2 separate regions of the Homo sapiens genome follow, and region 2 is linked to region 1. A link is a contact called in ENCODE Hi-C or POLR2A ChIA-PET data. All regions are on one chromosome and are shown on one strand. The core of a region is the stretch at or near the end of the contact, and the rest is flanking DNA. Distances in the headings are between cores, read along the strand shown. Region 1 has its middle 130 kb from the start of FAM3C. Region 2 has its middle 24 kb from the start of FAM3C.

Region 1 (4,434 bases), core at 1,694-4,193:
CATTTTTCTTATCTTATTTTATATGATTATATCATTGAACTTGATGTTCTTATATATGTATTTAATATATATCACAATCAATCCAAATACATCCTGTAGGAATATATCATAAGCAAAATCACTGACAAACATTTGAGATGGAGAAATATAAATACCTCTCAAAATGTCACCAGTTAGACAAAGTATAAAATAATAAAACACATGTGTATTTATATTTTCATATAAAATATAGATGTTACTGATTAAAACATATTTATTGACCCTTTTCTCAGCTGCTGCTAAGGTTCTTGATCCTTACAGAGAACTTGGCATTGTGTAGAGGAGGGGATCTCACTTCATGCCTGATGGCCACAGGCTCCTCATTCACCTGCAATAAGACCAACTCCAATCTCACTCCTGGGCTCATTCTTTCTGATTATGAGGTGATCGTCACAGAAAATAAAATGGACACCCTCAATAAACAACTGGTATAGGCATTGGAACTTTCTGGCGAGACTTGTTTGCAAGCCTTCCCAATTCCTACTTTCTACCTCTGCATGGCTGAGGTAATAATTAGTTTTATTTAATTGTTTTTTGCACTTATTGTTCCCCTTTACTCCAACTTTCTCAGTTTTTGTTTTATCCTTTAGTGTTTGCATGTATGTCATATAAAGCATCTCAAATTATTTGAAGAATACAGCAGAAAGTGAAGGATGTAAGAAAGAGAGGAGGAGGATGGAGCAATTGAAAGAGGACAAAAGGAGGAATGTGTGGGGAGAAGAGAAGAAAGGAGGAAGAATAGCAATTGTCTGTACTAGAGATTTATTTTGTGCCATTTTTTGTTCTATGAACTTCCACTTACTTGTCACTAATTTTCCTCCTCTAGATGTGTAAATCTTATGTCAACCATTTAAACACACCCAGAAATATACTGATTTCCTTTCTTGAGAGATATTTCTTTCAGAGGCTTTTTAATAGCAGACGTCCTGGGAATTCTCTTTATCTCTTGGAAGGGATCAGCCATTTTCTGTGTCCTATGTCTTCCTCTTTCTTGGCGTACTCCCTCAATTTGGTAGAAAACATCCTCCAAAATATCTCTGAGAAAGGGCCAATGGGTAGAAAAAGTTTTGAAACTGCATATGTGGAAATGTCTTTATTCTATTCTCATGTGTAATTGGTAATTTGGCAGAGTACTAAATTGTAGGGTAGAAATACATTCCAGGTGAAAATGTGAAGATAATTCTCCACTCTTGTCACAGGACAGAAGCACTACTCCAGATATTGCTGTAGAGTGTGGTTTGTTTGATAGAAAAAGATGCAAAGATGGTAACCAGAATCTCATGTGTCTCAGGATCCCCATGAGAGTCTCCTTTCCAGCTGAAGCTTCCTTAAGCATTTTCCAAGAAAGGGAGTATTGCCAACATATCCCTAAAGAGACCCACCAAATTTATATCACCCAGCAGGTGCCAGTATAATAATACACATGAAGCCATATTTCCTAATTAGTCATATCAAAATGATTCAGTTCCAAGCAAGCATCGCAAACTTTTACTATTTGATGCTCTTTTTATTGCACAGTTGCACACCTGCACAGAAGCATCATTTTATTTTCTTAGATCCTAAAGGAAACCAGCCCTCTTTACTGCTAGTGAACTCACTGGGCCTTCTTACTCCCTCTACACTGCTGGCTAGTCACTAAAAATCCTGTCCCTCTTATTCCATGTTGCACAACAATGCTGCATTTTTTCAGCCTTGCTTATAGTTATGATTGCTCTGGTATTAATGCAGTTTTAGTAAAAGTGACGTGTTTTCTTCTTGATCAAAGGCTTTAAGAAAATAATACGTTTCCTACATACTTCCCCCCACCATTTTTCCAGCTGAATGTGGTGATAATGACATTCTAGAGAACAGAAACCCCCAATATAAGAAAGTTCCTTAGTCCCTGATGTACTAAATAAAAACTGCCCATTAACTAGAAACTTTGGATTTTTACCTGAACAAGAAATAAACTAATATGTTTGAGCTATTTTATAGTTTGATTCTATTTTACACAACACCTAATGCCATCCTAATACAGAATGCATTATGATTATTGATGCTTTGTCAGAAATCTTCCTTCCTTCCTTCCTTCCTTTCTTTTTTCCTTCCATCCTTCCTCCCTCCCTCTCTTCTTCTCCCTTTCTCTCTTCTCCTTCCTTCATTCCTTTCTTTCTTTTTCCTCTCTCTCAGTTTCTTTCTTCCTACCCCTGTTTCTCCTAGACTTTTTAGAATCCTCTCGTGGTCACCAGTATTCTGATATTTCAGCATGGTGTATCTTGTTAGGTTTCAATCTTTATGCAGAGAATTCAGTGGATTTTTTTCAATCTGAAATTTTAAAAACTTCATTTCTAGAAAACTATATTTAATTCCTAATTTATCTCCTTCATTTTTCTTTCTTGTAGAAATCCCAGTCAACTTCCTGAACTGGTTCTCTAATTTTCTTACGTGTTTTTCTTTTAATGTTTTTTTCCTCCACCTCCTAAGATTTTCTTCACTTATGAGATCCTAATGATCCCATAATCCTTTTTACTCAAATTCGTTCCAGTGGCTTCTATGTTTTGGCAATCACGAGAGCATAATTAAGAGAGTCATTCTTAAAGGACAGCTGTAGCATTGCAGATATATGCCTGGGAATACTTGTTTTTTGTTTTGTTGTTTGTTTGCTTTTTTGTCCTGTTTCACGTGGAAAAAGCAATGCTCTCTCTGGGAATAGACCTTCCTTTTCTCTGCCTTTCCATTGGCAAGTCATTGGCTGTTGCTTTATTGCCAGTGACTTCAGCATGATCTGTATCAGTCAGGGTAAGCTAGATTACACTACAGTAATAAACAAACTAAAAACTTTCAGGGCTTAAAACAATACAGCTTTATTTCTCACTCCTGATGCATGTCCACGACAGTTCGGTAATGAAACTTTGCTTCTTGTGGTCAGTCAAGGAACTCAGCTGCAAGAGTGGCCACTATCTTACTTGTTTCTGGTTAATGTGACAAAGGAACAAAAAATTTTTTGCGGTCTGGCATTGGTACTTAAGTGCACAGGCCCAGGGGAGCCACACCACACACTGTTCACAACTCTCTGGCTCAAATGAATCACACAGCCCCATTCAAACACAAGGGAGCAAAGACGTGTCAATCTACTCAGCACCCAGGAGGGCAAAACAGGAAACAGTAAACAGTCTAATGACTACAATGACTCATGCAAGAAAAAAGTTAAGTCAAAGTAAGAGTTCATATAATGTATATGTATGTCAATAACCCAAAGTACAGCTGTTTATTCAATAAAAAAACTAGACTAGTTATGAACATCTCCCAGTTGTCTTTGATTTTGTGTATTTATTTGCTTGTATCCAGAAGGCCATTGGTGGTTTTAGATTTTTTTTTATTTGTAGAAGAAGGAAACATTGACTATAATCATCAGCTGCCTTTCTAACACCTTCTAAGAAAAACCTTGGGGTATGTTTCAGCTAAGAGGTGGTAAGATTTCTTAATCATGATCCAAACTGTTTTTAACAAGTTTCAACAAAAACTATATATAGCCAAGAACCACCATCTGTTTCACATATTTTTGTGTCAGTGATAGATGAGGGAAAAAAGCTACTTGAAGTCACTGTCTTGAAGGTCTTTAGAATTGTCCCTTGAAGCCTGTGCTAACATTTTTTTTTTTTTTTTTGCTTTTCCACAATCTCCACAAACTGGCCAGCATTAACTATACGTAAATGGAATTCAATATAATATTTATTTTCAAGAAAAAGAAGGCCTCCTTGCTAAATGGGTCTAAGTATCAATCTTGAGGAGTTTTTTTTTTTTTTTTGCCGTTGTGACTCAGTCTTCATGCCTCCATGTGGAAGTATAAGCATAGAAGTTCCTCAATTTACAAACAGGTTACCTTTCAAAGTGTTTTATTGATGTTCTGGTTGTGTAGAAAACAAAAATGAATTTTCCCATATAAATTACGTTACAATTTGGTGGTTAGATTTCCAGATTTTTATCACAGGAAAGCTTTTCTTCCTTTCCCTTCTATTATCCATCTTCTTCTAAATCCTGCTTTATCTTCTTTGCTAGCTTTGACTGCGTGAAATGGGATTTTAAAGCATCAGATAAAATAAGGTCAAGTGGGGGACAAGTGAGAGGCAGCTGTTTTTACATGGCAGCAGGATTAAGCAGGAAGACAGGCATGTAGCGGCAAGGGAAGAAAGGTGGGGTTGTAGAACTGTCCCTACGACATGTCTTTTCAGCACAGCTTTGCACATAAGAGACTTCAAGTCTGACTCATATAAATTAAAGATTTTTTTTACTGTGTCGTGGAACTTGGCACATAACATTCATTGTCATCATCTGTGTCTGCACTATCCTATCCCCTTGTCTAGATTCTAATCCCATTATCACATTTCAACCTATCTTATGCATAACAGCAGGAGA
Region 2 (4,145 bases), core at 1,356-3,855, 110 kb before region 1:
ACACATTATGTATATATATACACATTATGTATATACACATATATATTATACACTGTTGGATTTAAATTGCTAATATTTTGCTAAAGATTTTCACATCAATATTCATGAGAACTATTGGTCTGTAGTTCTCTTTTCTCATAATGCCTTTGTCAAGTTTTGGTATTAGGGCAACACTTGTCTCATAGAGTGAATTAACAGGTATTCCCTCTGCTTCTATCTTCTAAAAGAGATTTTGGAGAATTGTTAGAATTTCTTCCTTAAATGTTTAGTAAAATTCACCTGCGAACCCTCTGGGTCTGGTGCTCTCTGTTTTGGAAGATTATTATTGATTCAGTTTATTTAATAAATTTAAGCCTATCCAGATTATCTATTTCTCCTGTGAGTTTTGGCAGACTGTGTCTTTCAAGGGACTTAGGAAATCATTGCAAAGGCTGTTCCATTGGAGAACAGCTTCCCCTGCCTTGGGCCTCTTCTTGAGTTCACCACTACTAGAAAATGACAAGGTCATCCTGTTGATTGCCTTCATCTGTGTTCAGAGCTCTCTGTAGACTGACTACAGCACTTACAGCTACTTTGAAGTGGTCACCATTTTCAACTTGATAATGATCCTCACCATTTTTTCTGATCCACCTCTTCTGCCTGCTCACCTGTATCTGTTGGCCCTTGTCAGAACTTCTGCACTATTTAATCAGTACCATTTTTTCTGATCCACCTGTTCTGCATGCTCACCTATATCTGCTGGCCCCTATCAGAACTTTGCACTATTTAATCACTACCCTGCTCCTCCTAATCACCTCCATCATGGTGGCCTCCAAGCTTTATAACTAGAACTGGACTGATAGCAGGAGTGGATAATCAAAGTCCAGCCAACTCAGTTGTAAATATAAACCCACACGTGGGCATTGAAGCTGCCTTGAGTGAGAAGGGCCGAGGGTGGTGACCCAGAGGCTTGGTGGCCTGGCCTGCCCTGGACCCAACCTAGGGAACCCGAGGCTGGCGGCTGGGCCTCTCTGGGCTTCACCTCTGTACCTGAGTGAGGATGAGGTGATTGGGTCAGATGACTACCCAAGCTCCTTGCTGGCCACAGACATACAGGGAATGAGCACAGAGTTGAGAAACAGAAAGAATTGCCCAAGTGATAGGCCTTTGGCCTGTAACTTTCTCTCCTCTCTCTCCCCTGTATATCTTTGATTTTGTTGCCACCTTTCCTGCATGACAAGCATATGGCTGTCCTACAAGATCTCACGTGTAACCCAAGCCACAGATGTAGCTATCTGATGAGGCAACAGTCTCTGGACCTTATGGAGCTCTATAGAAAGGAGGACCAGTGACCCTAGGCAAGGCTCTGGACCTGTGTTCCTGTGCCAAAGTCCTGCCAGGCTGGCAGGCACCAACACGGGCCTGCACTTTGGTCCTGCTTTCCCAAGAAGCTGGTTCCCTGAGCTCCTGGGAGGAGCCTCTTTCTCCAGTCTTCCTTGGAGAACATTCCTCCTCTTCTGGGAAAGGAAAGCAGTCTCAAGGAAAATCTGTTCTCTCCTTTCTTGCTTCCAGAACCATGTCAGGTACTCATGAGCCCTCTTAGCACAACTGGAGGGGTTTGTGAATACTCCTGCATAAATCTCTTCTACTTCCTATTCCTCAGAGTAGTGAAGCTGCCTTAAGTGCTCTTACAGGCTGGGCATGGTGGCTCAGCCTGCAATCCCAGCACTTGGGAGGCCAAGGCAGGTGGATCACCTGAGGTCAGGAGTTCAAGACCAGCCTGGCCAACGTGGTGAAATCCCATTTCTACTAAAAATAAAAAAATGAGCCGAGTTTGGTGGCACTTGCCTGTAGTCCCATTACTTGGGAGGATGAGGCAGGAGAATTGCTTGAGCCCAGGAGGCGAAGGTTGCAATGAGCCAAGATCATGCCACTGCACTCCAGCCTGGGCGACAGAGCAAGACTCTGACAAAAAAAAAAAATATATATATATATATAGTTCTCTCACAAAAACAAAGATTTATCCATTTATCTAGCTTGTCAATCTGGTCTTGAAGATACCTTCTTTCTTAAAGTGAGGCGTGCCCTGTAGAAATGCTATGTGGTCAGCCTGTCCCCAGATAGGAGATGTAGAGTCTCCTTTCCCTGTCTCTATTTTGTTACCACTGTGCATGTGTTTGTGTGTTTTTTAATACATATTGACTTGGCCAGTTGAAAAATAAATAAATAAATAAGAACAAAAATAGCAATTTTCATGCTTTTGCACTGTCCCCTTCTTTGTTTGTATTTGCTTGGATTTCTGACTTTCTTCTAGTGCTCTCCTCAGGTGCCTGGTGACACTTGGTGTAGCTTATGTCAAAGATGGGACCATTGAAAAACTTACTGGAAGCTTTAAGTGTAGTTGTAGTGTCCCGTTTAAGTACTTCTGTTCTAAGTTGAGCTGCAGATTATGATACCAACCACAACCATATTTATTTTCTATAATATACATATAATTAATTTCTGTTCTATCCAAACTCCTGACCAAGGCTTATATAGCCCAATATAATCAGGCACTTTCCTATCTCCCTGACCTCATTTATTCCTCCCCCCTGTTTACTGTGCTTAGTCATTTTGCCTTCTTGTTCTTCAACCTGCTAGGCTGGTTCTTGCCTCATGGACTTATACCTGTTGTTATCTTTACCTGGAATTTTCTCTCCGCAGATACTGCATGGCTGCTTTATCTCATCATTCAGTTCTCTGACCACTTCTCAGTAGGAAGGCTTTACCCGACCTCCCTACTTCGATATTCAGTAGCCTCTTACTTTACTTTCTTCATTGTACAAATAGTAAGGTCATGTCACTGATTTTTTTTACTTATTTATTGTTTATCTCTGCTATGAGAATTTAAGCTCCATGAGAGCAAGGAGCTTGTTCAAATACTCTTTCCTTAGGACCTAGAGCAATGCCTACCACCCGGTAGCACTTAGTGAACATTTTGAGAGATGACAGTGTGCTGGCAGCCCTCGCAGCCCTCGCTTGCTCTGGGCACCTCCTCTGCCTGGGCTCCCACTTTCGCAGAACTTGAGGAGCCCTTCAGCCCACCACTGCACTGTGGGAACCTGTTTCTGGGCTGGCCAGGGCCAGAGCTGGCTCACTCAGCTTGCAGGGAGGTGTGGAGGAAGATACGCAAGCGGGAACCAGAGAGGCGCAAGCAAGAACTAGGGCTGCACACCCTGCTTGTGGGCCAGCTGGAGTTCCGGGTGGGCGTGGGCTTGGCGGGCACCACACTTGGAACGGCCCACTGGCCCTGCTGGCCAGGGCAATGAGGAGCTTAGCACCCAGGCCAGCAGCTGTGGAGGGTGTACTGGGTCCCCCAGCAGTGCCAGCCCACCGGCGCTGCGCTCAATTTCTTGCCGGCCCTTAGCTGCCTCCCCATGGGGCAGGGCTTGGGAACTGCAGCCAGCCATGCCTGAGCCTCCCCGCTTCCGTGGGCTCCGGTGTGGCCTGAGCCTCCCGGACAAGCACCGCCCCCTGCTCCACGGTGCCCAGTCCCATCGACCACCCAAGGGCTGAGGAGTGTGGGTGCATGGCGCGGGACTGGCAGGCAGCTCCACCTGTGGCCCCAGTGCGGGATCCACTGGGTGAAGCCAGCTGGGCTCCTGACTCTGGTGAGGACTTGGAGAACCTTTATGTCTAGCTAAGGGATTGTAAGTACACCAATCGGCACTCTGTATCTAGCTCAAGGTTTGTAAACACAGCAATCAGCACCCTGTGTCTAGCTCAGGGTTTGTGAATGCACCAATGGACACTCTGTATCCAGCTACTCTGGTGGGGACTTGGAGAACCTTTATGTCTAGCTAAGGGATTGTAAATACACCAATGGGCACTCTGTACCTAGCTCAAGGTTTGTAAACACACCAGTCAGCACCCTGTGTCTAGCTCAGGGTTTGTGAATGCACCAATCGACACACTGTATCTACCTACTCTGGTGGGGACTTGGAGAACTTCTGTGTCTACACTCTGTATCTAGCTAATCTAGTGGGGAGGTGGAGAACCTTTGTGTCTAGCTCAGGGATTGTAAATGCACCAATCAGACCACTCGGCTCTCTGTAAAATGGACCAATCAGCAGGATGTGGGTGGGGCCAGATAAGAGAATAAAAGCAGGCTGCCCGAGCCAGCAGTG

What was found. A loop is a pair of places that touch in the nucleus more often than their neighbours do. ChIA-PET counts read pairs that join two places held with the same protein, here RNA polymerase II (POLR2A). Pooled maps may share reads with other maps.
Region 2: a loop to region 1 is called in a pooled map, with 4 times the contacts of the local background. The contact joins two enhancer-like sites. A Hi-C loop is called at or near these places in 12 of 168 maps with a recorded cell type or tissue (B cell, CD4-positive, alpha-beta T cell, CD4-positive, alpha-beta memory T cell and 8 more), 31 of 37 single-sample maps with no recorded cell type and 16 of 50 pooled maps. POLR2A ChIA-PET finds 5 or more read pairs at or near these places in 12 of 52 experiments (AG04449, B cell, BJ and 9 more).

Annotation. Positions count from the first base shown.
Region 1 is chr7:121,527,493-121,531,926 of GRCh38, forward strand. No RefSeq gene overlaps it. Among named protein-coding and RNA genes, the nearest start is that of FAM3C, 130 kb to the left of the region's middle. Within about 2 kb of position 2,944, at least 10 of the 41 ENCODE cell types and tissues checked have a DNase peak (open chromatin) inside an H3K27ac peak, as active enhancers do; they include PC-9, where a contact is called at or near this core.
Region 2 is chr7:121,418,571-121,422,715 of GRCh38, forward strand. No RefSeq gene overlaps it. Among named protein-coding and RNA genes, the nearest start is that of FAM3C, 24 kb to the left of the region's middle. Within about 2 kb of position 2,606, at least 2 of the 41 ENCODE cell types and tissues checked have a DNase peak (open chromatin) inside an H3K27ac peak, as active enhancers do; they include PC-9, where a contact is called at or near this core.